2 separate regions of the Homo sapiens genome follow, and region 2 is linked to region 1. The links are chromatin loops, found by intact Hi-C in ENCODE. Cell type or tissue: PC-9. All regions are shown on one strand. Each heading gives the region's core, and the rest is flanking DNA. Links, peaks and the distances in the headings are about the cores only. Region 1 holds the start of LOC124903341 (a long non-coding RNA gene). Region 2 overlaps SLC8A3 (solute carrier family 8 member A3).

Evidence for each region. Hi-C counts contacts between places; a loop is a spot of excess contacts. Peaks named below come from ENCODE experiments on the same cell type or tissue, not always from the same donor. Only the 100,000 strongest peaks of a DNase experiment are listed, where the experiment ranks them.
Region 2: it touches region 1 in a loop (19-fold over the local background); 6 of 110 quality-filtered maps call a loop at or near these places.

Annotation. Positions count from the first base shown.
Region 1 is chr14:70,810,555-70,825,425 of GRCh38, reverse strand. It overlaps MAP3K9-DT (MAP3K9 divergent transcript), which reads right to left. Exons shown (of 2, transcript NR_184164.1): 2 at 9,378-10,315. It overlaps LOC124903341 (a long non-coding RNA gene), which reads right to left and starts at 3,553. Exons shown (of 2, transcript XR_007064246.1): 1 at 3,304-3,553; 2 at 1,442-1,606. RefSeq lists a silencer at 3,434-3,633 and an enhancer at 7,400-7,694. In PC-9, for the core only: CTCF peaks have their summits at 7,331 and 7,530; a DNase peak (open chromatin) is centred at 7,565; H3K4me3 peaks cover 1,264 bases; H3K27me3 peaks cover 1,740 bases.
Region 2 is chr14:70,037,541-70,052,411 of GRCh38, reverse strand. It overlaps SLC8A3 (solute carrier family 8 member A3), which reads left to right. Exons shown (of 7, transcript NM_182932.3): 4 at 298-422; 5 at 1,305-1,404; 6 at 3,370-3,645; 7 at 6,089-8,197. The coding sequence ends at 6,465. Among named protein-coding and RNA genes, the nearest start is that of SNORD169, 67 kb to the right of the region's middle. In PC-9, for the core only: a CTCF peak has its summit at 6,204 (motif pointing left); no DNase peak of the experiment used is centred there; H3K27me3 peaks cover 6,345 bases.

The DNA of each region.
Region 1 (14,871 bases), core at 2,784-10,783:
AGAGAAAGAAAGAGAGAGAGAAAGAGAGAAAGAAAAAAGAAAGAAAGAAAGAAAGAAAGAAAGAAAGAAAGAAAGAAAGAAAGAGAAAGAAAGAAAGAAAGAAAGAGGAAGACAGAAAAAAACCTGAGGTCCAGAATGCTGAGTGGCTTGCTTTGGGACACACAACTCTAGGGACAGGAACCTAATGATCCGCAACCAGTTATCATCCCTCTATGTATCCAGTGGATGATTCATAACAACAGAGATAAGCCTTTGGAACCCCAGTTATATGGTGGCTTAGACTAGGTTCACACCTGAGAGGTCTCCAGCAGCTCAGAAAGACCATGCTGTAAGACAAAGCACCCAGGCTCTGAGGTTAGAAGCCTGAAGTCTGGTGGCCTCCAGGAAAACAATCTCAGCCCTCCAAGAAGGGTCCTTGCCAGAGGAGTTGGACAAGCACCTAAGGAAGGCAGGTTATTAAAACCTGAATTTTCTCAGGAGCTGACTCAACTTTCTTAGCTGCCTCACATTTGAGTTTGATGGGAGAGAAAGGAGAAAGAAGCTGAGGTAGACACTGCCTTTGTGAGAAGCTTCCCATCACCTGGCAGAAGGCAGTCAGGGACAGCTGCAAGCTAGAGCTTATGGTCTCTGAAGTGGGCAAGATCATACAGCTCCACCACTTACAAAATGACCTGGACAAGCCACTTCAGCTGTGTTCATTCTCCCAGAGTTGTGTGAGGGTTAAATGAGAAAATCTAAGTCATTTGTCATTACATAGGATTATCATCTCTTTTCATTCAAGGTAGGAAAAGCAAGAATTGTGCCAGGCAACGATGAAGAAGGCAAAGTCCCTTTCCTCAAAGACTGATGGTCAAGGGAGGGGAGTAAATGGCAGAGTAAAGTGGTGAGGGATCTAAGTGTGGGTCGATCCTGTGGGAACCCACAGAGGAAGCATCCCCTGTATCCTCAGGATAGTCAGGAAAGGCTCCCCAGAGTGTGGACCTTTTTTTTTTTTTTTTTTTTTTTTGAGATGGTGTCTCACTATGTCACCCAGGCTGGAGTGCAGTGGCATGATCTCAGCTCACTGCAGTCTTGATCTCCTGGGCTCAAGCAATCCTCCCACCTCAGCCTCCCAAGTAGTTGGGACTACAGGCGTGCACCACCATGCCCAACTAATTTTTTTTTTTTTTTTTTTTGTAGAGCTGGGGTTTTGCCATATTGCCTATGCTGGTCTCAGAACTCCTTGGGCTCAAGTGATTCACTTGCCTCGGCCTCCCAAAGTGCAGGGATTACAGGCATGAGCCACTGCACCCGGTCGGAGCTAGGTCTTAAAGGATAGGTAAGACTTCATCAGGCAGGAGAAGCTGTGTTTGCAGGAAATGGTGGGATTATGGCAGGGTGACTACGAGGACATGGAATTATAATATGGCTGAGGGTGACAGAACTATCATCAGACGCCGTCTTGTGTCATCAGACTCCTTGTATTTATGCTGCAGAGGCCACACTTGGCAGGCTGATTTCAGGGGCATCAATCAAGAAGTCTCTGTGAAGTCACAGGCTTTCAAGATTCTTCTTCCCTTGCTTGCTGGGAGTGGCTGTTCCTCTGTTCACCTCCATTTCTTCAGAGCTGGAAGAGATGTGAGAATGATCTGGTGCAATCCCCTGCACCATGGTTGGTATGGATGGGTATCCCCATGTTATAAATGAGGCAACCGCGGCCGAGAGAAGCTGCAGCCAGTCCTTGGGGACGCGGCACCCAGGACTGCTTCTCCTAGAATTCAAGATGCTTCTTTTCTTTCCTCCCTTTTAGGTTTCAAATCTCTATTTCAGGCAATACTTGATATATTATGTATTTATAATTCAAGTTTTCAGACTTTTCTTAGCAGCAGGTTATAAAAAGGAGAGAAGCAGAAGCTGAGACAGGGAGGAAGCAAACAGAATGGGGCAGAGGTGGGAGTGGGAGGCTGAAGGCTTCCAGGAAGATAAGCTTCCTCGACTGTTAGTGGATTCCGCATCTGCGGCAATTCTACCCCCATCCGGACTAGAGGCTTTGGGACTACTGAGAACCAGGACCACCTATTTTCACAGCAAATGCCTGGAAGGAACCCAGGTGTCACATGTTGAGGGTTTATCAGAATAAATGGCTGTTATTTTCTTTTCCTCTTCCCTTTCCTTCTCACCTACCCTTATTAGTGATCTAGTGTCATAGCTGCAGAGTGACAGCAGGGAGACAGGAGTGAGCGGAGAGTGTGGGACAGAGGGGAAGAAAGAGAAACAGGCCATACGCAGACCTACAGGCAGCTCCTGAGCTACCCAGATCGCTTCTCCTGTACAGGAAGAGCTGCTGGCCCGAGGGAAGGGAAGAGGGGGTCCCTGTTGGAGCAACTGGAGTGGCAGGAGGCGAGTGGGTCGAGGGAGAGTTATTAATATGCACTAGAACACATATTTACAACTGGTGGCTTAAATTAAGGGCAGCACATTCACACCTAGCTACTCCCAGGCTTCCCACAAAGACATCTGAAGCGTGCAAAGCGCGCTCCCTGAGCCCAGCCCACCAAGGGGCGCGGCCCGCCTTGGTAGGGACAAGGTCTCTGGCGCTGGCCTGAGCGGCTGCGGGAGTTCGCTCCTGGGAGAGCGCAGCGAAACCGAGGGCATCCTTCCCTGTAAGAGGAGGGGGCGGAGGAAGGGAGGAGGGGAGGAAGGAAGGAGGGGAGGAGGGGAGGAGGAGAGGAGGAGGGAAGAAGGAAAGTGGGGGTGAAGGGAAGGAGGAAAGGAGGCGGGGAGGGAGAGACGGAGGAAGAGAGGGTGGGAAGAAGGAAGGAGAGAGAGAGGGCGAAGAGGGGAGAGAGGGGCGAACGAGAGAGATGTGGGGAGAGGGGAGAGGAGAGGGACGGGGCAGGGGAGGGGAGAGCGAGGGAAGAGAGAAAAAGAGAGAACGCAAGGGGGTCGGGGAGAAGAGAGAGGAGAGCGAGAGAGAGCGGGAGGAGAGGGGGAGGGAGAGAGACGGGGGAGAGCGAGACAGAGCGTGGGGAGACGGGGAGAGGGGAGAGCGAGAGAGCCAGGGGAGACGAGGAGCGAGCGAGAGGAGAGGGGAAGAGAGAGAGAAGGGGGAAAGCAAGAGAGTGGGGGGAAAGCGAGAGAGAGAGAGGGGAGAGACAGAGGGCGGGGGAGAGCGAGCGCGAGCGAGGGGAGGGGAGAGAGAGAGGCGCGCGCTGGTTGCTCCCGCGAAACCCTAAGCTCCGCCAGCGCTATTGCCCCTCCCGCTGCCAGCCCCGCGTCCACGTGGGGAAACTGTCCCTCCTGTGCCGGGAAGAAACGACTCACCGCCTTGCAGAGGCGCGGAAGCTGTGCGCGGGACGCCACGGCCCCGAAGCCGCGAGTGACCGCAGCTCCGATCCCCCGGCGGGAGGCCTGCCCGAGCGTGGGAGCCGAGCCCAGGGCCCTTTCTCCGCACTGGCTGCGGACCTAACCCTTCCTGGGCCCCTCCTCCCCCTGGGGAGAGAACGTCAGCGCCGAGGATCCTGATGCGGGGGCGCGGTGGCGCCGACCGAGAGCCCGCCCGGTCCCCGTGTTGGGGGGCAGAAGGGGAGGGGTGGGCCGCAAGGGGCGGAGAGGGCCCGGCGTCCCAGCTGGGATGGAGTTACCAGAATGGGGTTCGAGGCAGCCTAACCCTCCGCGCTGAGTCCTGGAAGGCAGCCTCTGTATGTAGCTCGGTGCATTTTGCACGAAGATAGGCTGCTCCCGGCGGGGTAGGGGGTCGGGGAAAGGTCCTCCTGGGGGTAAACTGATCAGAGAGCCGATAATGGATTCTGGCTCCGACACACGCCACCCCTGCTTGCTTAGTGGCTCTGCACCCCACTTTTTATATAAAGTGGTTATTCAAAGTACCTAGCACATAGGTTTTTTGGTGAATATTGAATGGGAAGGGCAGGTGAAGTCCTTGGCACAGGCCCGGCACACCGACCGATGGACCCAAGAATGTCAATTATTTTTGCTGTTATTCCCTCCAACCTCAGCTGTCCTTTCTCAGAAGCAAAGCTAGGAGACACCAGAAGAGCCGGTGCGAAAGTTTGGCTTGTTTTAACATAAAACCCACACTCCCTAAGGAAGTGGATTCTGAGTGGGAAAAGCTTTGGAGTCAGAAGCAGGAACCCCTGATTGGGTCTTGGGCTTCTGTTCCTTAGTACTGTTCCTTAGTACTTAGCCACACTGAATAAACTCCCTGGGCTTCCGTTTCCTTATTAGTAAAATTGGCTAAAAAGTCCCAACCAGGTAGTACGATCCCTTCTGCCTTTATTGAGGGCTCACTATGTTCTAGGCACTGCTCTTAGGGCTGCCTCCGTATTATCTCAGTTAATCTCTAAGCTAGTTTAGGAGGTAGTTAGGATTATTTAAAATCTCCATTTTGCACTTGAAGAAACCAAGACTTAACAGAGAGGCTAAGTAAATTGTCCTAGACCACACAGTGAGTCATGGCAGAACTGGACAGAACTGAGATTCAACTCAGGCAACCTGGTTCCAGAGTCTGTATTTTTTTTTTAATAGACAAGGTCTTACTCCCTCTCCCAGGCTGAAGTGCAGTGGCGCAGTGGTGCCATAGCTCACTGTAACCTTGAATTCCTGGTAGCTGGGACCACAGGTGTGCACCACTATATCTGGCAAAGTTTTTAATTTTTTGTAGAGACAGGGAGGGACTCACTTTGTGGCCCAGGTTGGTCTTGAACTTCTGTCCTCAAGTGATCCTCCGGTTTTGCCTCCCAAAGCATTGGGATTATAGGCATGGGTCACTGTGCCTGGCCTCAGAGTCTGTATGTACTCTTAGTCAGTATACTGGCACCTGTCTGTAAAAGTGTTTTCTGAACTCTAAAATAGTATATAAATGTTGGCTGTGATTACAGTGAGTGGTACAGTTGGTAGGTCGGTGGCTTCGTCTTCGTATACTAATGGAGGGTATGTCTATCAGTGCCCAACCTACTGCCTAGTACTCAATAAGCTGTCAGTCACTCTGCCATCCCTTGCCCACATCCCAGGAAGGAGTGTACCCATGCAAAAGAATGGCAATTCCATCATGTACAGAGCTGGGGAAGAGGGCAGACTATAAGATAACGAAGAGACATCATGAAGCTGCAAGCAATTGCACCTGACCTGGGTATCAACAAAACCCCAGGAAGCAAAGATGGGAAGGCTTCAGGTTGGAATCTCCCCTACTTTTCATAAAACACAAAGCACAAGAGAGTTTCCCTGATGTTCCACCGGCCAAGCAGGCTTCTCTCTGGGGCTCCCACTGACTTCACAAAGGGCTCCATCCAGTAACCCAGAGAACAGGCAACTGTCTTAAAGGTCTCATCAGTGTCAGGAGACTCATGTCTCATGTCTGTGAGCAAAAGATTCACAGCCTTCAACTAGGAAAGGAATAGCCACTTAAAAGGTCTCCTTGAGTAGAAATCTGGAAAACCACGTTAAAGGAGAAAGTATTTTATTATTTGAGTCTGAATGTTTTCTAATCATTATTGCGCCCTTAGTCATTTTATAGAGTTAAGGTTCTCAGGGACTAGACTGTTGTCATTTAACAGTTCTTGAATGAACTCCAGATGATGTAATCAACTGCCCACTTGACATCTCCACTTGGGTATAGAACAGTGATCTCAAACTTATCATGTCTAACATTAAACTGGTGAGATTTGCCCCCAAACCAGCTTTTCCCACATTCTCCGTTAATGGCAACGCCAGCCTTCCAGTTGCTCAAACCAAAAACCTTGATGTCATCCTTGACTCCTCTCTTTCTTTTATTCCCTTTCTGATTCATCAGCAAACCTGGTTGGTCTACCCTCAAAATGTATTTCTAAATTCTGGCCACTTTTGACCATACCCATTGTCACCTCCCTTTTCTAATTTGCTGTTATCCCTTGACAGGCTTACTGAATAGTCCCTTCCTCTCACAGTCCCCGCACTTGCTTTCTGAAGCCTGTTGCAAACCCAGTAGCCAGAGTGATCTTGTTGAAAAGGCAGACCACACCACTCCTCTGCTCATTGAAATCATCGGTGTGGCAGGGCATGGTAGCTCACGTCTGTAATCCCAGTACTTTGGGAGGCCACAGCAGGAGAATTGCTTGAGCCCAGGGGTTCGAGACAGTCTGGGCAACATAGTGGGACCTTGTCTCTACAAAAAACAAAACAAAGCAAAACAACGACAACAACAAAAATTAGCTGGGTGTGATGGCGCATGCCTGTAGTCCCAGCTACTCAGGAGGCTAAGGTGGGAGAACCGCTTGAGCCCGGCAGGTTGAGGCTGTAATGGGCTGAGATCACGCCATTGCACTCCAGCCTGGGCAACAGAGTGAGACCTTGTCTCAGAAAAAAACAAAAACAAAAACAAAAACAAACCTCTTCAATAGCCTGTCTCATTTAAAGTAAAACCAAAGTCCTCCTTTGACCTGAAGGACCCCATGTGAACAGGCCACCCTACCTCTTATAGCTCTTACTACCCTTGAGTTTGCTATCTTTTCATGAATACACAGGCATTTTCCTGTCTTAGGGCCTTTGCACTACCATGCAGTTTGCCTGAATGCTCTTCCCCTGTATCTGTATGACTGGTTTCCTAAATTCTTTCAGGTGTTTTTACTCAAAAGTCACCTTGTTGGCCGGGTGCCATGGCTCACACCTGTAATCCCAGCACTTTGGGAGACCAAGGCAGGTGGATCACCTGAGGTCAGGAGTTCAGGACCAGCCTGGCCAACAAGGTGAAACCCTGTCTCTACTAAAAATACAAAAATTAGCTGGGCATGGTGGCATGTGCCTGTAGTCTCAGCTACGTGGTGGCTGAGGAAGGAAAATCACTTGAACTGGCAGGCAGAGGTTGCAGTGAGCTGAGATCATGACATTGCACTGCAGCCTGGGCCACAGAGTGAGACTCTATCTCAAAAAAAAAAAAAAAAAAGTCACCAGTCACCTTATCAAGGAGGTTTTCTCTGGCCACTCAGAAAAGTAGCCCCTCCTAACATTTCGTATCCCCCTTCCCTTTTATTTCTTCTTTGCATTTACCCCTCTCTAATCTGGTATTATATATTTTAGTTGCTTACTTTGTTTCCCCCATTAGAACATGAGCTTTATGAAGGGAAGAGATGAAGGGATTTTTGCAGGAAGGGATTTTTGTTTGCTGTGTTCACTATTTTATCTCTAGTGCCTTGAATGGTGCCTGACATGTAGTAGACACGTGTATAAATATTTGGTGAATAAACGAATGAGTAGAATAAAAAACGAAGGACCCCAAATTAGCGCAGACCTTTTAGCAAGTCACTTATCCTCTCTACACTTCAGTTTCTTTGAATGTGAAATTGAGTTTTGCATAAGACAGCTCCGTTTCCCTCCAGCTATGTGCAGACATCCCTGAGTTAACTTGAAAAGCTGGGAGCACAAAGGGTGAAGATTTGGGTTCAAGCCCCAGTAACATCACTTGCCTGAGTCTTAGTTTCCACACTTAGTTAGCCCACACAACAAATTGAAAGGGCTCCACCCAGCGACCGCGAAGGTTATTCTAGTTCTTAACTAGAAAAAGCGTAATTATAAAAGGAAGAAGGCGCCATACCCCTCAATACCACACGGCGGCGCAATGGTCCACCTTTGTCTCTAAGAGGGCACTGCTGTGCCAAGTCCGTTATGAAACAGCCACCACTACCGTGCAATGTGTTATTCAGACAACTGTGACGGTTGCTCATTCCTCAGATCTTATTGGTTTGTTTAAATAACAAAAATATTTAAATTGTTACTGTTTTAGATAAGAAGGCACAACTCTCAAAACCAAAACAGAGAGCTTACGTTTGAGTTCAGTCTTGCCAACGTGATTTAAAGACCAAGGTTTGCCGGGCGCTGTGGCTCACGCCTGTAATCCCAGCACTTTGGGAGGCCGAGGCGGGCAGATCAGCTGAGGTCAAGAGTTCGAGACCACATGGTGAAACCCCGTCTCTACTAAAAATAGAAAAATTAGCTGGGTGTGGTGGGTGGGCGCCTGTAATTCCAGCCACTCGGGAGGTTGAGGCAGGACAATCGCTTGAACCTGGGAAGGCGGAGGTTGCAGTGAGCGGAGATGGCGCCACTGCACTCCAGCCTGGGTGACAGTGTGAGCCTCCGTCTCAATAAATAAATAAATACAGACCAAAACGTTTGAAAAGCTAAAGTCTAAATCCGTGTCAGGTAAGGGGTGCCACAGCCATGCTAACTTAGTCCACATATGTGTCTGCACATAACCAAGAATTTCCCTCCATGAGGTATGAGGGGTGAGGAGTAAAGGGACTGTTTGGATTCCAAGACTTTTGTTTGCTTGGAAGAAGCCGTTAAAGCGTCTAGCAAATAAAAAAGACTGTGAACCTAAGCAAGCCGTTAAGTAACAGGAGTCATTGTCATTATTGTTACTTATTAGTAGTGTCATCCTCAGCTTCTGTTTTCCTTCCTCCACCATCTCTCCAACTAACAATAATGATTTTAGTTTGAATTTTGTATTTAAAAAGATAAAAGTGATTTTGTAGTTCTTTATTACAATTACACAAATATCACATGGTTATTTTTGCTGTAGGAAAAAGAAAAGTAAAATGAAGGTGACATAGTTTGGCCGTCTGTCCCCGCCCCAATCTCTTGTTGAATTGTAATCCCCAATGTGGGAGGTGGGGCCTGGTGGGAGGCGATTGGATCATGGGGGCGGATTTTTCATGCATGGTTTAGCACTATCCCCTTGGTGCTGTCTTCAGGATAGTGAGTTCTCATGAGATGTGATTGTTTAAAAGGGTGTGGCACCTCCCCCGTTACTCTCTCTCTTGTTACTGCTTTCGCCATGTGACGTACCTGCTCCTCGTTGCTTTATGCCAGGATTGGAAGCTTCCTGAGGCCTCCCTAAAATCAGATGCTGCCATGCTTCATGTAAAACTTGAAGAATCGCAAGCCAATTAAACCTCTTTCCTTTATAAATTACCTTTTCTCAGGTATTTCTTTTTTATTTTTATTTTTATTTTTTTTGAGACAGAGTCTTGGTCTGTTACCCAGGCTATCTCAGCTCACTGCAACCTCCGCCTCCTGGGTTCAAACGATTCTCCTGCCTCAGCCTCCCCAGCAGCTGGAACTACAGGCACGCACCACCTTACCTGGCTAATTTTTGTATTTTTAGTAGAGACGGGGTTTCACCATGTTGGCCAGGCTGGTCTCGAACTCCTGACCTCAGGTGATCCACCCGCCTTGGCCTCCCAAAGTGCCGGGATTATAGGCGTGAGCCACCGCGCCTGGCCAGGTATTTCTTCATAGCAATGCAAGAACAGCCTGACACAGAAGGCACTAAAAATTACCCATGCTCCACCACTTAGCTCAGAAATAGCTGTTAAGATTTTTATATTATCCACCCAACACATTTGTAATTATATTTTATAAGGATTTTTACTACTCTTTCATTTATCATTATACTGTACACATTTCCACATCATTAAAATTTTTCATAATTATCAACAATAACATGTTTTTTTATAACCTGTTTAAAATTGACAAAAAGTGTATATATTTATAGTATACAACATGATGTTTTGACATATGTATGCACTGTGGCGTGGTTAAATCAAGCTAATTACCATATGCTTTTCACATACTTATTTTTTTGTGTGGTGAGAACACTTAAAATCTACTACCTTAGCAATTTTAAAGTATAAAATATATTGTTAACTATATTGACCATGGTGTACAATAGATCTCTTGAACTTATTCCTTTTTTCTAACTGGTAACCATCATTTTCCTCTTTTTCTATGAGTTCAACTTTTTTAGATTCCACAAGATCTGTTCCATAAGAGAGTGAGAGTTCATGTGATATTTGTCCTTCTTTGTCTAACGTACTATTCTAATTAGAAAATCAGAATATTTTAATGGTAGAAAATATTAAATAGTATAGGACAAAGAAAAAAAATCACTCCTAATCTCATAATCTAGATTGGTGATAATTGCTGTTCACCTTTTGATATATTTCTTTCAATAATATTAATGCATATATATTTTTCACAAGATTAGGAATGTATTATATATATAGTTCTCTTAATTTTTCAAATTTATTTAAAAATTATTTGAAAATTACAACAGATAGATTTCTTTTTTTTTTCCACTTAACATGATTATTTTCCCAGTCATTTCATGTTCTTCAAAAACCCCGATGATAGGAATAATTTTCTCTTTCCTGAAATCTCTCTTCTTGTGATTGGATCTGTTTGAGGTCCTGGACGGAAAGGCTTGGACGAAGTCCTTGCAGACTCAGCATGGTTGTAAGCAGTATAATTTCAGAGGGCTGTCCCATGGGCTCACTCTGCAACCAGGCTGGATGAAGCAGAAATGATTTGACCTTCACTCCTTAATTAAAGGCTCTGATCATTGTTAAAATGCAACTTGCTCTCCAGAGATGCAACATTCTAAACAGCCACCCCCCCCATAGTTTATTGCTTTTCTGAACTGAGGTTTTCCTAAAAGAGGAAAGATTTCTTACCTTTTTGGTGGTTCAAGCTACATTAACTCATAATTCCTCATAGAGGAATTAAATACTATCAACTGTAATAACATTTACAATTTATTAAGCACTTATTATTATGTATTAGGCACTGCCAGGAGGACCTCTTACTTCATCTAACCTTCACAGCAACCCCATTTTATACAATCTCATGTTACCAACAATGAAACAGAGGCTCAGAGAGGTGAAAGGCCTCCCACAGTCATGACAAGTTGATCAAGACTTGTCTGGGTCTGACTCCACAGGTCTGTTCCATCAGCCCTGCCACATATCTGCCCAAACCATTTGCCTAAAATCATATTTAATGCAAATGGAGTTTATGAAACAGGAACTAGGGCTTCTTTCCTGAAATGGTACACATGAGAGGTGAAAGTGGTGGGCTGGCTCTTTTAGAAAAGGTCAAAGGGGCCAGGCACGGTGGCTCAAACCTGTAATCCCAGCATTTGAAGAGATGGAGGCAGGAGGATCACTTGAGGCCAAGAGTTTGAAGCCAGCCTGGGCAACACAGTGAGTCCTTATCTCTACCAAAAATTAACAAAATTTGCCAGGTGTGGTGGCACGCACCTGTAGTCCCAGCTACTCAGGATGCTGAGGCAGGAGGACCCACTGAGTCCAGGAGTTTGAGGCTGCCATGTGATCAGTGAGCTATGATCGTGCCACTGCTCTCCAGCCTGGGTGACACAGTGAGACCTTGTTTCTTTAAAAAAAAAAAAAAAAAAAGGTAAAAGTCTGCTTGAGGGATTTTTTTTTTTTACATCAAAGTACTAATTTTAAATATTTCCCAAAAGAATCAAGGAAAGGGTGACATTCATTAACTAAGTCACGGTTTAGGCTCAAATAATACCAGTAACTACATGCTAGATTATGTGTTAAGCACATAACATATATAAGATAGGTACAATTATCCCTAATTTCCAGGTGAGGGATCTGGGGCACAGCAGGGTTAACTTGCCTAATGGCACACAGTAAGCATAGATTCAAACTCAGTCAGAAGCCAAGACCCCAAATTCTTCAATAGTCTATGATGCCTGCCCTCTTTCTTCCCTTCCCTCCTTTCTTTCCTTCCTTTTCTCCCCTCCCTGCTTCCTTCCTGTTTTTCTCTTTTTCGTCCTTTCTTTCTTTCCCTCTCCTCCTGCCCTCCCTCCTTCCTTCACCCCTTCCTCTCCTCTCCTTTCTGTTCCTTTTTTTTTTTTTGAGAGAGAGGGTCTCGTTTTGTTACCCAGGCTAGAGTGCAGTGGAGCAATCTCAGCTCACTACAGCCTCAACATCTCTGCTCAAGCGATCCTCCCATCTCAGCCTCCCAAAAGCTAGGACCACAGGCACCACCATGCCTGGCTAATTTTTCTATTTTGTAGAGATGGGGTTTCACCATGTTGCCCAGGCTGGTCTTGAACTCCTCAGCTCAAGTGGTCCACCCATCTCGGCCTCCCAGAGGCCTCTGTTCCTTTTTCCTTCCTTCCTTCTCTCTCTTTCCTTTAGGGAAAACCCTGGGTTCAACTTTCAGTCAAGAGGCCTAGGTGTAATTAAAGAGTGTTTCTTGGGGGTAATGGGCAGGTGAAAGAAGGAAAAAAATATGTTGACTATTTGCTGGGTGTGAGCAGCAAGCTAAGAGCTTCTGCATGTCCTGTCTCATTTAATCCTGTAAACATCCATTAAAACCAGGTATTATTATTACACCTACTTAAAATTGAGGAAACTGAGGTTCAAACTGGTGTCTTGCCCAAAGTCACAGCATTTTTAAAGGACAAAGCCAGGATAAACCATGATCTGTTGACTTAAGTCTAATGCCAACTTGCATCTTGATTGCTATTTTCTCCCTTATGCTATGCTTTTCAGCGTGGTAGAGAAAATGTTTCTTTTTTGGGGTGACATCTGCCAATCCCCTCCTCAAAAACTTCATAGTGGTAAAATCTTGGTAATTCCACCTGACTTTCAAAGTCTTTTACAATCTGCCCTTCTTTTATTTCATCAGTTTTATTTCCCATCACTCCCTTTTTGCATTCTCTCCTCTTCTCTGGATGAAATTTCTATTATTGCTACCCACTACATTAATTTCTATTTCCACATCTTTTATTCTCTATTAATCAGGTTGTACATATCTTTCAATGCCCAACTTAAGCATCTCCTCATCCATTCTAGTCCTCAGGGAAGGCAGTATTTGATCACCCCACAGCCCTACTCAAAACCTTTCAGTGATAATCTTTTACATGCTGAACAAAACCAAGGCTTCTTCGCCTGGGATTCAAGTCAGCCATCCAGTTGCAAAGAAGTACTGAGAGTCAATTATGTGCTAAGCACTCTCTAGGTGCTGGGAGAGCTGTGGAGAACCAGACAGACTGGTTCCTACCCTTATGGTGGATGCACCAGACATTAAATAATTACAAATAATCAATTACATAATTACTAGTGTGAATCAAGTGATTACAGGGCCCTCTACAGTCTGGTCTCAACCTATCTTTTCAGTTCTTTCTCATCCTTCTATTCCATCCAAATGGTCCCCTCTCCATGCTTTCCTACGTCTGTGGCTGTGCCTATTCCCACCCTCCTTTCCTGAACACACTCTTCCCTGCTCCACCCCATTCCCCTCCAGGACCAGTTCTGGTTCTGCTTCTTCCATGCAACCCTGCCAGACAAGTTTAGTCTGAAAGATCTACCCTCATTTGAATTCCTAGCACTTACCCATTCAACAAATATTAACTGAATGACTTGTTGAAATGTTTGATGAATGATTCTTTATGAGATTCTAAACACATGCTATGGTATTAAAGGTTTAAGTTGCACAGGGAATTAGTTTTCCTATTGAGAAGAATCAATGATTTTTCTCCTCTCTTCCCCTCTTCCCAGGGAGTGGGAAGGAATCCACAAAACTAAATAGTAGAACATACGAAATTATGGAGAAGCAAAATGACAATAAACTTACCCAATTACTCATAATCCGACTACTTAGAGACCCACTACTGACATTTTTCTCTTTTTAGTACTTTTTTTCCTGTTTCTGTTTTGCTGTGTGTCTACAGTTTGTAAAACTTTTTTTCCCTCAAGTTAAAAAAAATTCTTTTTTTTGAGACAGGGTCTTGCTTTGTCACCAGATTGGAATGTGGTATAGCAAACACTGTTCACTACAGCCTTGACCTCCTAGGTTCAAGCAATCTTCCTGCCTCAGCCTCTCAAACAGCTGGGACTACAGGCTTGCACCACCATGCCTGGCAAATTTTAACATTTTTTGTAGAGATAGGGGTCTCGCCATGTTGCTCAGGCTGGTCTCCTTCCTGGGCTCAAGTGATCCTCCTGCCTCAGCCTCCCAAACTGCTGAGATTTCAGGCACGAGCCACCATACCCAGTCCTAAGTTAAAATTTTATCAAGACAATTATTTTCTTATGGCCTTTAAAAAAACACAATATACCTCCATCCCCACTCCCTTGCTCTCTGCTGCTTGACAGTGGAATGGTTTTGTCTAAAACAAAACCTAGATAATTTACTCAGACTCATCCATATCTTTTCCAGTTCATGGATCCTATGTATAATAGGAATCTGAGCATTGTTTTAGGTCTTTACTTAAACAGAAATCCTTTTTCAAGACCTACTCTGGATGCTTTTTAGAACAAGCCTCATCTCTCTTCTTCAAGACCTCAAATGTGTGCTATGACTATACAGTGTAGTCATATTGATGAGCGAACCACAGAATGTTCAAACTATGAGGACACAGGATATCTTCCAGTTCACTCCCCTCACTTTAAGAGTACAGTGTTAGGACACCTGCCTGAAGTCATGCAGCTGCCTAGTTATCTTTCCAAATTGCCCCGCTGTCTTTAGTTTGTGTAATAATAAACCCCAAACTAAAATTCAACAAAAGCACTCACCCTTGCTAAATAAATCATGTCTATTCCTACCACTGAAGGGGAAAAGGTAACAAAGTTTGGTAGAAGTTGGGCTAGATCCTTCAGCACTGGCTTATTTAGAAATTTCAGAGGACTAGGTGAGGTGGCTAAGGCCTGTAATCCTAGCACTTTGGGAGGCCGAGGCAGGTGGATGACTTCAGCCCAGAGTTCAAGACGAGCCTGTACTTCCAGCTACTCGGGAGGGTGAGGTGGGAGGATGGCTTGAGCCTAGGATGTTGAGGCTGCAGTGAGCCGAGATTGCGCCACTGCACTCTGGCCTGGACAACAAACTGAGACCCTGGAAGAAAAGAAAAGAAAAGAAAGGAAAAGAAAAGAAAAGAAAAGAAAAGAGAAAAAAAGATCAGAGAACCTTTCTTACTGGAAGTCAACGTTGCCACGACAGGATTAAAGCAAGAAGAAACATTATGGGCCTCCTATCTCGTCCTTAATGTTCAAAACGCAGGGTATAGCAAAGCATATAGGAAGAGGT
Region 2 (14,871 bases), core at 2,310-10,309, 770 kb after region 1:
CACTGAGTGTCTTGAGAACTTCACTTGATGCTATTTCTCAGGAGATGTTTAGGTCAGGTTGTCCACCCAGGTATAAAAGAGAAAGAGGAACGCTTATCCCAGTCTGCAAGGCACATTCTCATGGTCTGGTTATAAAGTGTTTAGTACTTCATAAAAAAGGCACTAAAAATATATATAAACTCCCCATTCCCAAGAGTTATTTGCTTTGTACCCACTGCCCATGCCTAATACTCTGAGCTGTATCCTTCCAGGGAATGGAAAAGGTGTTAAAGCGAGTCTGATTTTGTTTTGTTGCAGATGTGACAGACAGGAAGCTGACTATGGAAGAAGAGGAGGCCAAGAGGATAGCAGAGATGGGAAAGCCAGTATTGGGTGAACACCCCAAACTAGAAGTCATCATTGAAGAGTCCTATGAGTTCAAGGTCAGGCAAACAGTGAGGTCTAATTGAATAATAAATAAATTAAAGTGGGAGGCAGAAGACCTGGGGTGTTTTTTTCCACTTTCACTAGTGAATATGTGAAGTTGAAACTGAACAAATCACTTACCCACCCCAGGTCTCAGTTTCCCCATTTGTAACATGAAACAAATAGTGCTGACCATTTGTATGCTAGGAATATTGTTAGGAAACATAATATAGAATGTGAAATAAGTGGACTAGAAAGTCCTGAGATGTATTATCATTATTGTTTAACTGTGTTTTTAAAGCAAAAATATTAAAACTCACTACTACAGGGCAAGATATATTAACATCATTATTATTATTCATTATTGTATTATTCTAAATAGCCAATTTCAAAAGTCACAACCAGGCCAGGCAGTGAGGGACTCACGCCTGTAATCTCAGCACTTTGAGAGGCCGAGATGGGAGGGTCACTTATACCTAGGAATTTGAGACCAGCCTGGGCAACATAGGGAGACTCCATCTCTATAAAAAATAAAACAAAATAAAAATCAGCTCAGTGTGGTTGTACATGCCTGTGGTCCCAGCTACTCAGGAGGCTGAGGTGGGAGGATGGCTTGAGCCCAGGAGGTTGAGGTTGCAATGAGCCATGATTGCACCACTGCACTCCAGCCTGGGTGACAAAGTGAGACCCTGTCTCAAACAAAACAAAACAAAAAGATTACAACCAAAAACAAAGGGAAATAGAAGGATTGCCTCAAAAGAGATCGCCCAAGGCCATTCCATGCGTAACTGTCAGAACACCTTGGAGACAGGGCATCTTTCATTCCTTTGAAGAACCAGACTCCTCATTGGTTCTGAGCATTCTAACCTCATGGTTCCAAGTTTTTCTCTTCTTAACAGACTACGGTGGACAAACTGATCAAGAAGACAAACCTGGCCTTGGTTGTGGGGACCCATTCCTGGAGGGACCAGTTCATGGAGGCCATCACCGTCAGTGCAGGTGAGAAGTGTCTCAGGCTGGCCTTGCTGGGAGAAGCAGGCAACCTCTGAGAAGGAAGCGTAAAGCCACGTTAACAGCCTGCCAGTCCCTAGGAAGGCTTGTGTGTTCAGTCTTCCCAGCTCTGGTCCTAGGTGCCTGCTTGGAAAAGAATCATGGCGTATCTGAAAAACATGGTTATCTCTGGTTTCAAATCGTTGTTCTGCTGTGTGAACTGGAACAATGTACCCTCTCTGACCTCAATGTCCTCTTTCCAAAGGGGAACTATTGCTACCTTTCTCAGAAAAGTAGAAAGGTACAGAGTCTTGTATAAAATCCAAACTCAATAAATTCTGATTTCTGTCATTCTTTCTTTTCATGGGTTTGGTCCCGCTCTTCTGTAAAATGTGGGACAATTCTGATTTAGAGATGTGGGAGTTAGGAGTTTATAAAATGTGTTGCATTGACTCTCCAACAAAACACTCTGGATGATTCCATACCCCTCCCTCGGCATTTACTGACAGGCTCCCTCAGTAGTGACCCACAGCACAGCCGGGAGTCCTAGAAGCCTGAGGGGACTGCTGGTTGGAACAGGGACGGAAAAGGTCTCCCAACCACCATCACTATCACCTCTCAGCACCACTGAGGCCTCCTGGCCTTGTCTTTTATTGAGAGACTTTGTTGTCATAGCAACCCACAGGGTCATATCCCCAAGGCCCCAGAGCCAGAGCAAAAAGACAGCCAGGAAGAGAGGTTTGCTGCTGCTGCTGCTGCTGCTACCCCACTTTTCTCATCACCTGCTTTAGATCTTTCTAGCTCCCCCTCTGATGACCTGACTGTGCCCCTCAAGACAATAAACGGAATGTAGGCCACATCATCTACCCTGCTCCTTTTACAAAGGAGGGGACTGAGGTTCAGAAATAAGAGATGATTTACCCCAGCTTACAGATTTTCTTCATGGCAAAGCTGGAATGAGAACCCAAGTGTTCTGACTCCTGTTCTTTCAAACCCCAGCTTCTACCGGTTATGCCAAAACATGACAGAAGTTGCCGTTGGCAAGGCACAGGCATGCCTCAGCATACCCTCCCCTCCAGGGCTGCTGAGTGGGCAACTCTGCCCACATTTCCTGGCAAGGACAATCAAGGCCCATCCTGCTTTTTCCCATGAGATGTTTGGAGGAGGGCACTGGCTCTGCAGTATATTCTCGTGATCTGGAATGACAGCCATCCCTCAGGGGACAGATAATGACCAGAACCACAATGGTTATTGCAGCAGTCAGGTCAGAAAATTTGAGAGGAGCCCTGCTGGCATCCAGTGAAGAGTGGCCACACCGAACTGATTTCACTTCTCTCCTTAGACAACAAAATGCAGCCTGTGCATTCTCCTTTCTTTTTTTTTTTAATTATACATTAAGTTCTGGGGTACATGTGCAGAACATAGAGTTTTGTTACATAGGTATACACGTGCCATGGCGGTTTGCTGCACCCATCAACCCGTCATCTACATTAGGTATTTCTCCTAATGCTATCCCTCCCCTATCCCTCACCCCTGACAGGCTCCAGTGTGTGATGTTCCTCTCCCTGTGTCCATGTGTTCTCATTGTTCAACTCCCACTTATGAGTGAGAACATGCAGTGTTTGGTTTTCTGTTCTTGTGTTAGTTTGCTGAGAATGATGGTTTGCATCCTCCTTTCTTTCTGCTCCACTGTCTTGTCCCTCTTAATCTCCTTCTTTCTTCTCTTCCTTATTCCCTGGCCCTCTCTCTCCCACTCTACCTTGGTGCCCTGCATTCAAATTGACCTATGAGGCAGCCCAAATTGTTTCCCCACTATTTTCTGGCACGCTGGCCCTGGCCCCCACCAGCTGCCCAGAAGACAGCTGGAGTCCCCTTCTAGCGGATGATGCCTGTGGTGCGGGTTGGGCTTGACTTTCTCATGAATGATTATCTGACTTCGTTACCCGTTCTCTTGCCTGTTTATCTTGCCTTCAGCAGGGGATGAGGATGAGGATGAATCCGGGGAGGAGAGGCTGCCCTCCTGCTTTGACTACGTCATGCACTTCCTGACTGTCTTCTGGAAGGTGCTGTTTGCCTGTGTGCCCCCCACAGAGTACTGCCACGGCTGGGCCTGCTTCGCCGTCTCCATCCTCATCATTGGCATGCTCACCGCCATCATTGGGGACCTGGCCTCGCACTTCGGCTGCACCATTGGTCTCAAAGATTCAGTCACAGCTGTTGTTTTCGTGGCATTTGGCACCTCTGTCCCAGGTGAGAGTGAGAGGTGCTTGAATTTGCAAAGAGGATTTTACCTGGTTCAAATGACCCCTGGACTCCATCTCATTATCTTCCACACCATCTCAGATCTGAACTTAACAGAGCCTCTGCCCTTAAAGTGCACAAAAGTCAATCAAAGAGATGAATAATGACATTAGTAATGACAGCTAATATTTCTTGAGCACTTTCAATGTGACAGACACCATGTGTGTTCAGCAATTTACACATTTACATTTTCCCCCTGTAATGTTTCCCAAAGCCCTATTAAATAGGGTAAGTTATTATCCCCACTTCACAGACAAAGAAACTGAGGCCCACAGAGGTTAAGCTACATGCCCAAGTAAGTGGTCCAATTTCTTAACCTCCACATTATGTGAGTAGACCACAAACAGTGAAATTAAAAGAATGTAGATATTGTTCTCCTTCTATTTACCTCTGGCGATCTCTGAGAGGTTAAAGATTAGCCAGCTCAAAGATATCAAAGGAGAAATGCCCACATACATTCTTGGCCTCCTCTACTTGGAAGGACACTGTGAGTACAAAGTATCTCCTAGCAGGACAGCCAAAGGAAGTTCCACAGCTTTTATCTTTTTATAGGATGAATTACATACTCTTTCTTTTTCTTAGGAACACTCAGAGACAAACAGAAAGGAGCGGACATTCCTTTACTCATTGAACAAATATTTACTGAGCACCTATTATGCCTGTTACAGTATTGTGCTAGTTTTTGGGACTATAGTGAAAGGCAAGATACACATGCTTCCTTCTCCACGTGGAGTTTATAATCTACTGAAGGAGGCAACTCTCAACTACTGTAATTAAAGTTATCTTGTTAAATCCTAGGAAGAAAAAGAAAAGGTACTGCATACGGAAGGAAGTTGGGCCTGAATGTAGGAGTTAGCAGGTAGACAGGGGCTGCACTAGCCCAGGTTCTTTACTTAATTCAGTTAGGGGCTTTGGGGCCTCTGAACTCTGAACTTCTGCCAGGGAGCTGGCATCCCAGTTGCCCCAGAAAGAAACAGAGCACATCCTCCTGCAGGGAAGTTAGGCTGAATCTCATCAGACAGGACTTTTCTGGCTGGGCCAAGGGAAATCTTTCCTGTACCAAGCAAACATATCCTTCAAGAGAGTAGCTGAATTCACATCAAATTCTAGGAAAACCTCTTTCCAAAACCCCAGCGCAGGCCAGCGGTATTATTTGTCCATTAGTGATGCAAGAGATTTAGCTATCGTGGAAATGCATCAGAAGGTTGGAAATTAGATGGATGATCCCAGGAAGGCCTGTGGATGAGATGCCCTGTGATCTCTGTTCTCCAAGCCTTGGGGGACCTGAACTATCAGAGGGGAGGGAGGAAATATGGGGGAAAGCATAGAGGTGGGAAGAAATATCAGAGGATCAGAAGCAAAAAACAACAATAACAACAGAAACAAAAACAAACAAACAAACAAAAAAACAAGGCCATAGGCAAGAAAGGGTAAGAGGTTTTCTCTGGGAGATCTAAAAAAAATGGCAATAATGAGGTAAGCCAGGCAGATACCTTTGGGCATCTCCAAGTCCTTGCAATTGGCCAAGACAACAGCTAACAACATTTGAGGCTTTAAGAAGGTTACCCTGTGATCCACTCATCTGATTTAGTGGCTTTGGCTGAAGCTCTTTGGATATAGTTGAAGGTATGGAAAGGGTCCTTACATGAGGACTTTAGGGTCAAGTCTCTTGCTAACATCCTATGTGACCTTGGGTAAATTCTTTGACCCTTATTTTTCTTACCTGTAAAATAAAAGAATTGGGCTAGATGTCTCTGACAGTCCTCCCTGTATCTACAATCTGTGCCAAGATCTAAAGTCAAACACCCTGCAAGGCCCTGTGATACATATATAAACCACAAAGACAGAGCCCCGTCTTCCTTGAGTCCACAGTTCACCCTGCATGTCCCCATCATGGTTCCCCAACATGTCCTCTGTCCCCAAAATCCAGCACCTCACCCAGTGCTCAATCAGTAGGCATTGCTCAATAACTGTTGGTGGTTCGTGAATAAATGCCCCATATGACAGTTAAAATCAGGCATCTACTCCAAGCAGCTTCCCAGGGTGTCAAGGTTCCCTGGGGAGATATTATGGGATGGCAAACTTCCCTTACTGAAAAAGTAGTCAAAGGAGAACAATAAGCCCACTCAGTAAATATCAGAACTGGAAAGCCCTTCAGAATCTTTCAGATCACTGCAGATGAGGAATGGGAAGCCCAGACTAGGGATGTGACCTACCCAGGGCCACACGGCTTGCTTGCGGCAGAACTAGGAGTTAGGAGTGGCCCCCTAGCCCTTGTCTCTCATTCCTGGGTTCAGCCCACCAGCTCAAGCTGCTTTTTGGGCATACTGGAAGACAAGCCCTGCACACCTTAGCCTCCTACCAGTTCCCATGTGTCTTTGTCCTTTTCCAGATACGTTTGCCAGCAAAGCTGCTGCCCTCCAGGATGTATATGCAGACGCCTCCATTGGCAACGTGACGGGCAGCAACGCCGTCAATGTCTTCCTGGGCATCGGCCTGGCCTGGTCCGTGGCCGCCATCTACTGGGCTCTGCAGGGACAGGAGTTCCACGTGTCGGCCGGCACACTGGCCTTCTCCGTCACCCTCTTCACCATCTTTGCATTTGTCTGCATCAGCGTGCTCTTGTACCGAAGGCGGCCGCACCTGGGAGGGGAGCTTGGTGGCCCCCGTGGCTGCAAGCTCGCCACAACATGGCTCTTTGTGAGCCTGTGGCTCCTCTACATACTCTTTGCCACACTAGAGGCCTATTGCTACATCAAGGGGTTCTAAGCCACACAACAGAGCCTCCAGCAGGGCAGGCCTAGGACTTCTCCTAAGAGAAGGGCACTTCCCCACCAGTGATCTCTCCCGACTGCACTGCCCTGGAGAGGCAGCATCAGGACCTAAGCCCCAGGAACTTCACCCAACTTAGGCCCTGGCAATTAACTGAAAGGGCAAAGTCTTAATCAATCAAACAATGGAGGAATCACCGACTTTACACAGTATTTAATTGAATACAAACAAGCAACAGCAACAAATCCACCTCCACCCCATCTCCCCCTCATATCCCTGACCCAAAGCAAAGGTCAGAGCCTTTCGCCTCCTTCTATTCCATCTTTTGATTATTCCTTTGCCTCTCATTTCTTTGGAAGCAGGGTTTCTCCTCTCTGCCCAATTCCATATGTCCCTATTATCTCACTCAGCTGACAAGACGTGAAAATGAGTCACATTCATGTGGCTGGGGTGGGGTTCTTTTTTCATTGTAATCATTATTGTGGTTGCTTTCGTTTTGCCATTAGGTTTTGCTTATTATTTTGTTTTGTCTTTTTTTTCTGAAGTGAGTGAAAAAGGTGCCACAAAGGAATTCCAGGTCCGAGCCAACAGAGAGAAACATGAATTTTTAGACACATGCTCTCCTGCCACCTCTTGGCTCCATCAAGATCCAGTTCCCCATCTCACTGTTTTCTCTGAGTTCTTGGGAGGAGTGATGGTGTTGGGGTAGAAATAAGCTCACTCACCCACGCAGGGTACTAAAGATCTTACAGGAGCTTCAACTGGAGCAGGAGGAGCTTTTTATGCTTATGTTGAATCAAGTCAGATACAAAAAGCAATTGTCCCTCTTTGCCCAAGCCTTTCCAATTCTGTGTGTCTTGTTGTGTCAGTGTCCACTTGTGTATCCTTCTGCAGGAAGACCCGCCAAATAGAAGAGATGGGACAAAAATAGGAATGGTGTGTGACGACAAAGGGCTACTGGAAGAACAAAAGGGATACAGGCCTTCTTGATTATCTTTGGCTTTGTACCTGAGGCAGGAGAGAAGAGATGTCCAACCAGTGAGATCTTTAAGAGAAAAGTTTGTATTTTAAATGTCAATGTGCCTGAGAAATGTCAGCTTCACCACGCTCTTGCTTCCTAATGCTCTATACAAAGAGGGCTGACTATATTTCTTGAAGTGGTGTAAAAACTTAGAGATTTTATAAGAGAACCAGGGGCTCCCTTCACCTCTCCTGGTCCCTCAGGTCACATATGAAAGCATTTTTACAAGATAGGAACTGGAATTCCTCATTTCTCCCATGTTCCTGCTTGTTCTTAAACTTCATGAAGCTATTTTTCCAGCCTATGGGGTAGTTCTTGCTCCAGTAAGAGGAATCTTAGTTGTCATAATCCCTTGGAGCCTGGGTTTTTGGAGAAAGAGATCTCCGTGCCCTACAGACCTTTTCTCAACGAATGTGGGAAGGACCTGGCTTTAAAACACGCACACAAACACACAAATAAACAGACATAAGATGTCATCACGAAACTGCCCACGGATCTTTAGGCTTTCTGCATTGACATAAATACATTTTCTAAGGGGGGGGGGGAAGAAATTAAAAAACACCTGTTAATTTTAAACACATTTTTTAAGAAAAAAATAATTAAAAAAGAAACAGTGCTCATGTCATAAGCTATGTTGACAGTTGCCAGTGGAAATGTTGGGTTGGTTCAAAAAAAAAATAAAAGCTATACTATATCTCTCTACATACAGCTTGCTTCTACCTGTGTTTCTTCAGTGAAAGGTCCAGGGGGCCACTGTGGGCTTCTTGTGAGGAGACGTGACTCAGGTGAAGGTGTCACCTCCTCTCACACTCAGGTGCCAATGTGTCAGACCCAGTATATTCTAAGCAAAAATACTTCAGGAAAATGCCACTTGTCAAAACCTGGACTTTGCGAAGTTGGAAGATGTAAGTAGTAGTAAAAGCTGTGGTAATTATGGAGGAAGGAGGTTTCTGTATCAGAAAGGCATTGGCCGTGACAGACTCCAGCTAGGAAAACAGTGCCCTGCACCTATTACCAACAGACATGTCTTCACTCATTCATTTACTCATCATTCATTCAACAAAAAATTTAGGAGCATGTTGAATATATTGAATGACACTCTGGTGATACAAAGAAGAGCAAGACATAGTTCCTGACCTCAAGAAACTCACAGTCTAGGCTGGGCATGGTGGCTCATGCCTATAATCCCAGCACTTTGGGAGGCTGAGGTGGGTGGATCGCTTGAGGCCAGGAGTTCAAGACAAGCCTGGCTAACAGCTCTACTAAAATTTTTAAAAGTTAGCCAGGCATGGTGGCACATGCCTGTAATCCCAGTCACTCAGGAGGCTGAGGCACAATAATTGCTTAACCCAGGAGGCAGAGGTTGCAGTGAGCCAAGATTGTGCCACTGCACTCCAGCCTAGGCGACAGAGCAAGACTCTCTCTAAAACAAAACAAAACAAACAAACAAACAAACAAAAGAACTCACAGTCTACATGGGGCAAGTGATCAAGAAGCCCACTAAACTTGTTCAAAGAACAGGGGCAATACTGCGAAGGCCTGGTGGCAGGATCTTGTGGAACCCAAGGCAGGAGGCACAGCCAGGCCGTAGGAGCCTGAAAGCCATCAGGAACTGAGCCCACATTCCCTACCTCCCCCAAGCCACCTGGCCTCTCTCACCCTTGCTTCCCTCTGCCCATTGGGCCCATCCTCTTCCTTTATCTCCCAAGGTGCTTCCTCTGATTTATTTTCTTGCACATAGCCCAGCACAGTCACCAGCCCTGACACTATATCATGACCTCACAGCTTTGATCACCACAATGAACTGGAACTTCCCTCTTTTCCTCTGAGTGCAAATTCTCTATCAAGAGAATATGGTCAACTCTCCATCTCCAGAGGGCCATTCTGAGAAGGCAGAATCCTTTGTAGAAGGCAGTCACAGTGCCTATGGACTGGGTGCTTTGTGTCAAATGTTCACTTCTGGTACAAACAACCCAGGTGTGGAGAGGAGGGTGATGATCACATTGTAGGTACTATTGCCCCTTCTAAAAGCCAAGTGATGGGAAGAGGTTTATGATGCATGTGGACACCAAAGTGCAAATGCTAATGGCAGTCCTATGCCCTGAACACTCTAAGAGTGACCTAAACAGAATGCCATGGGAACACAATGGAAGGAAACATTAACTCAGCCTGGAAGAATTGGGAAAGACTTCACAGAGAATGTAACAGGTAAGTAGGATCTTGAAGGAAGATGAAATCATGATTTACTTTGGTGAGGGGCTTCATATTGAAGGATGGACAAAAAGTGAACAGCACATTCAAAGGCACAAGGGTAAAGCATGACACGGCACAGTCATGGAATGGCAGCAGTAAGCATGGCTAGGATAGAGGTCAAGAGGAAGGCTAAGGGTAAGTGGATCCTACCTGTGGCCCCACTGTGCCCTCTGCTGAGGTTTAGAAGGTGTCTGCAGTAGGGTCCTGGGCTTAAACTTATGGCCAAAATTGGGGCTGATAAAGCAGCATCAGGAACACAATTCCTACCATGGAGGCTAAGAACAAGATGTCAATGGAATTTGTGAGTGAAACAGATTAGCACAAAAAGCAGGCAGGGAAAAATGGTTGGACTAAAAGCCTCATTCAGTTTTTTGCCAGCCACTAAATTAAAAATGAAAAAAAAAAAAACCTTTTAGCAGATTAAATGGTAGATGCAAAATCACAAAATCACAAAATCCATTTGTGTCCATCATCGCTCCCATTTTCTGAGTCCTTTCTGGGTTATCCAGGTGTTAGGCTTTGTCAAAACAGAAGCTGGAATGAACCATAGGAGGAGAATTGAGGAATTCATCCCAGGAATCTGAAGCCCTGGGTACTAGTTTAGATGCCCCCACTAACAATCCATCTTCTCTTTGGATGCATTGTCTCCCTGGATCACAATTTCCTGAACTATAAAGTGAGGTTTTCATAAATGACCTCTGAAGTCAATTACTTCTAGCTTTAATATTGTGATCCTAGAATATATACAAAAGTAGTGTGTGTGCATGTGTGCACACATGCACGCACACGTGCATGCACACACTCAAACTGCCTGGCTACCTTAATTGACACACCATTGCAGATGCCCCTTTGCAACTCCTTGGCCCTATGGCCTGTGTATTATTCAATATGAAGAAGACATTGTTAGCCATTGTGCACGTGTTCATTTTCAGCACTTCTTACTGATTGAGCCACAACATGCCCATCCCTTTGGCTCATTTTTCACTAGGGTCATGTTAGCTGCTGTAATAAACCCCAATATTTCAATACCTTATCAAAATAAAAGTTTATTTCTCACTCCCATAATAATCCAATAAAGATGTTCTTGGTCAGCAGGTGGCTTTCTTCCATGTGATGATTCAGGGACTCTGTTTCCTTCTATTTTGTAACTCTGTCGGACTCTGGGGCCCTGGAGTGTTTTTCATCTATCAGTAGATGGCACAAAAATTAGAAAAAGCACACACACACTTCTGACTACCTTGATTTTGAAGTAGTACTCATTACTTTCGCTGATATTCTTGTATTAGTAAAAGCTGGTCACTTCAACCCACTCACAAGCAAAGTAGACTGGGAGATATCATCCTTGTGGGGCAGCCACTTCCCATTGACCATTCTATACTACAAAAGGATGAAATGTGTTTGAATGTTTGCCTCTGCCACACTCCCTTTGTGATTAAAGATAGATATTTTTACTATCGATGGCCAAGAGCAATCTGACCTATGTCTATGTGGGTTTTCATGGTTCACAAAAAGCTTTTCATATACATGTGTTTGAGTCTGATAAGAACCACAAGTGGTAGATATTCTTATTTTATCAACGAAGTTCTGAGAGGTTAGATGATTTCCCAGGAGAAAGCAGATAGTAAGAGGCAGACACAAACACAGGTCTTCTGATGCCAAATTCAAGCTCTTCCCAGAATATTATGAACCCTTGTGACAAACACCAGAACAAAGAATGAGACTTAGAGGAAGCTGGATCTAGCCAGCGAGACAGAGTTCCCTAGAGAGGCAGCCAGGGTCCAGGTGGGGAAGGTGAGGGAAGGCGAGGGAAGGCGAGAGAAGCCAGTCAGCACTGGTTCTCTCACCCTCCCACAGTTCCCTTCTCCTCTCCTTTGTCTCCATTCTTACTAAGCGAGGCACTTCCCCTGGGGGCACCTGAATGGATGATGTGCCAGTAAAAGCCAAGGGCAGACTGATGGAAATTTCCAAAAGAGAAATTTAACTGTGATAAAGCTATTTGGATTAAGGAGCCTGATTACAATTTTCTAATGGAGAGTCATCTGGCCCCAGGAAGGGGGTGATTCAAAAGACATCTTCTTGGGAAAGGGAATCCAAAAAAGACTCCTGGAACATGGCCCTGGTAGGTGTGACATATGGCATTTGTGGCATTTTCAGGAAGGAACAAAGGAGAAGGGAAGTCAAACTGACTTTACGAAAACTAAGATCAGCCTTTACTAGTAAACTTGAAGGCAATTCATTATTCTTTCTTTTCTTTTTTCTTACACTTTTACTGAAGTGTAACCAACAAATAAAAATTATATATATTTGAGGTCTACAAAATAATGTTTTGATATTTGTTTACATTGTGAAACGATCACCACAATCAAGCTGATTAGTATATCTGTCACCTCATATAGTTGCCCTTTTTTGTGATGAGAATACTTAGGATCTACTCTCTTAGCAAATTTCAAGTACTCAACACATTATCATTAACTATAGTCACCATGCTGGACATTAGGTCTCCAGAACTTGTTCCTCTTATAACCTCAGGTATGTACTCCTTGAGCAACAGCTTCCTCTCTCCCCAACCCATCCCCTGGTAACCACCCTTCTACACTCTGTGTCTATGAGTTCCAACTTTTGTAGATTCCACATATGAGTGAAATCATGCTGTAGTTGTGTTTTCTGTGCCTGGCTTATTTCACGTAGCATAATGTCTTCCAGTTTCATCCATGTTGTCACAAGTGGCAGGATTTCTTTCTTTTTTAAGGCCAAATAATACTCCATTATATGCATATTGTGTGTGTGCATATACACATACACACACACACACACACACACACACTACAACTTCTCTACTCATTCATCCATCAACAGACACTTGGATTATTTCCACATCTTGGCTAATGTGAAGAATGCTGCATTGAACATGCATATATAGATACCTCTTCAAGATGCTGATTTCATTTCCTTTGAATATATTCCCAGAAATGGGATTGCATCATTCTTTCTTAAAAATCTGGAAAGGAGGTGCAGCCCAAGGTAAACTATTCTGGTACCTCAAATCTTTAGATTCCGATTTCTAATCTTAGTCCTTTCTGCTGTTTCTCAAGTTCTTTCTAGCTTCTACCTCAGCAAAAACACAACGGGAGTGGTAGTCATTCTGTCATGTTTACAAACTGCAAATTACATCAATGGGATTGCTTCTACAGTGCATGATAACTATTCTTTTTTTTTTTTTTTTCGCTATGATCATCACCTCTGGCTGAGTCCTCACTCAATCAATTTCTCCTTCCATGACTGTGGGACTGTGGGGCAGACATTAAAACCTGGTGGCCAGCAGACTTGATGTGTTTGATTCTTACAGTGCTTTTTCAAACCTGGAATAGTTCTCAGTGTTTTGAAACAGAAACATGTTGTGTAAAAATCTGGATTTTGGCTTCTCTGGCCACACTGGGTAGGCATTCCTGTGAGGCAACAAATCCAGTGGCACTACTAAGTGGCCACCCTATCTATGTACACAGCGTTTACTCTCTCAGTTTACCAGAGTTCCTACCCAATCCACATCTCTTATTCATGTGACCAGTCCAGTCCTGAAGCCATTTGTACACATGACACCTGCTATGGACCAAGGCTTGAGGTATTGCATTTTTGCCTTTGCATGTTGATGCTTGCCTCCAGCGTTCTGTGGGGTTTGAAGCCCAGCTCTACTATTTTTACCCGTTGTGGAATTTTAAGCAATTGACTGCCTCCCTGAGCTTCAGTGTCCCTAAACCCAAAATACAGTGTTGCAACGATTAAAGAAACCATTCTCAAGTCAATTGCCATAGGGTTTAGCACCTTCCATACACCCTAGAAATGTTAAACTTGAGTATTACGATTTGGAGAGATGGTCAAGGGACACCAGGACCTCCAAGTCATGTGAGCCTTTAGACACAGTGGAGAAGAGAGACAGACATGTTTGGTGTCAAAGAAAGGGTGACATAGAAGAGGCGGCAGGCCAAAGGAGTTCATTAATGCTAATAAGTAAGTCAGATAATGGTGGGCCTGAAGAAGGGAGTGAAGCTTTGTGAGAAGTTATGTCATCTGTCCAAGGCCATTCCACAAGTAAGTGGCAGAGCTGGGCTTAATATCTAGAGTGACCATTATCTTCACATGCACCTGCTAGGTAGGTAAGATAGTTATTATTTACTGTCAGGGTGGTGAAGAAGAAAGCACAAATCATAAGTAGAATAACTTGTCTGGTTTGCCCAGGACTTTCCTGGTTTTAGCACTGAAAGTCCTGTGTCCCAGGAAATCTCTCAGTCCTGGAAAATTGGGACAGTTTGTCACCCTAAAATATTGAGTCTTACAGAGCTAGTAAGAGATGGAATGTCTACATGCAAATTCTACTCTGTTGTGCTGCCATATTTTCCAGCCATTCCATATCCTGTTACTCTTAGCTAGCATCTCAGTTACATGAGGTTCTTTCCTTGGTAGGATAACCCAAACTTTCATTCCCACAAGATTTGAATTATTGGCATGTTGCTCAGTTTTCCGTTGACCAGTACTTTTGGGCAAGGGAGTATGAAAAGGTACATCAGATGAATTCCTACATTGCAAACCCAGTCCTTCATATTCTCATTATGCAACAGCAACCCTATTTCCCCCAGGTAATTAGGACATTCGTCTCACCAGTTCAATGAACCCAAAATGACTAGGAGGCAGTATCTACTTCTAATTCATCAGAACCAGAACTCTTCCTTGGTGCAAGCATTTCTCCATTGTCACTGGGACTTCCAAACCTGCTGAGACCAAAGCTATAGAAACAGAAAGTAAGATTCTTCATGTAGGTTATTAGGCATAATAATGAGAGGCATCACCCATCTCTACCCCTTAGTCTCCAGAACTATGATCCCATCTATGGATAGATTGCACTAGATATTGGCCCCCAATTACAGCATATACTGCATTCAGTATGATAGCATCTTAATATCACAAGGTATTATCTTCTACGTGATGCTGTAATTGAGCCTGAATCAGGTCATTCCACTTTTGGGTAATAGGAAAAGTGGTAAGACCAGTGACCCTGGTAAGACAATGTTGTGAAAGATATCACTGCAATGGATAAAACATTCAAAGTCCATAAATGGACATGCTAGCAGAAACAC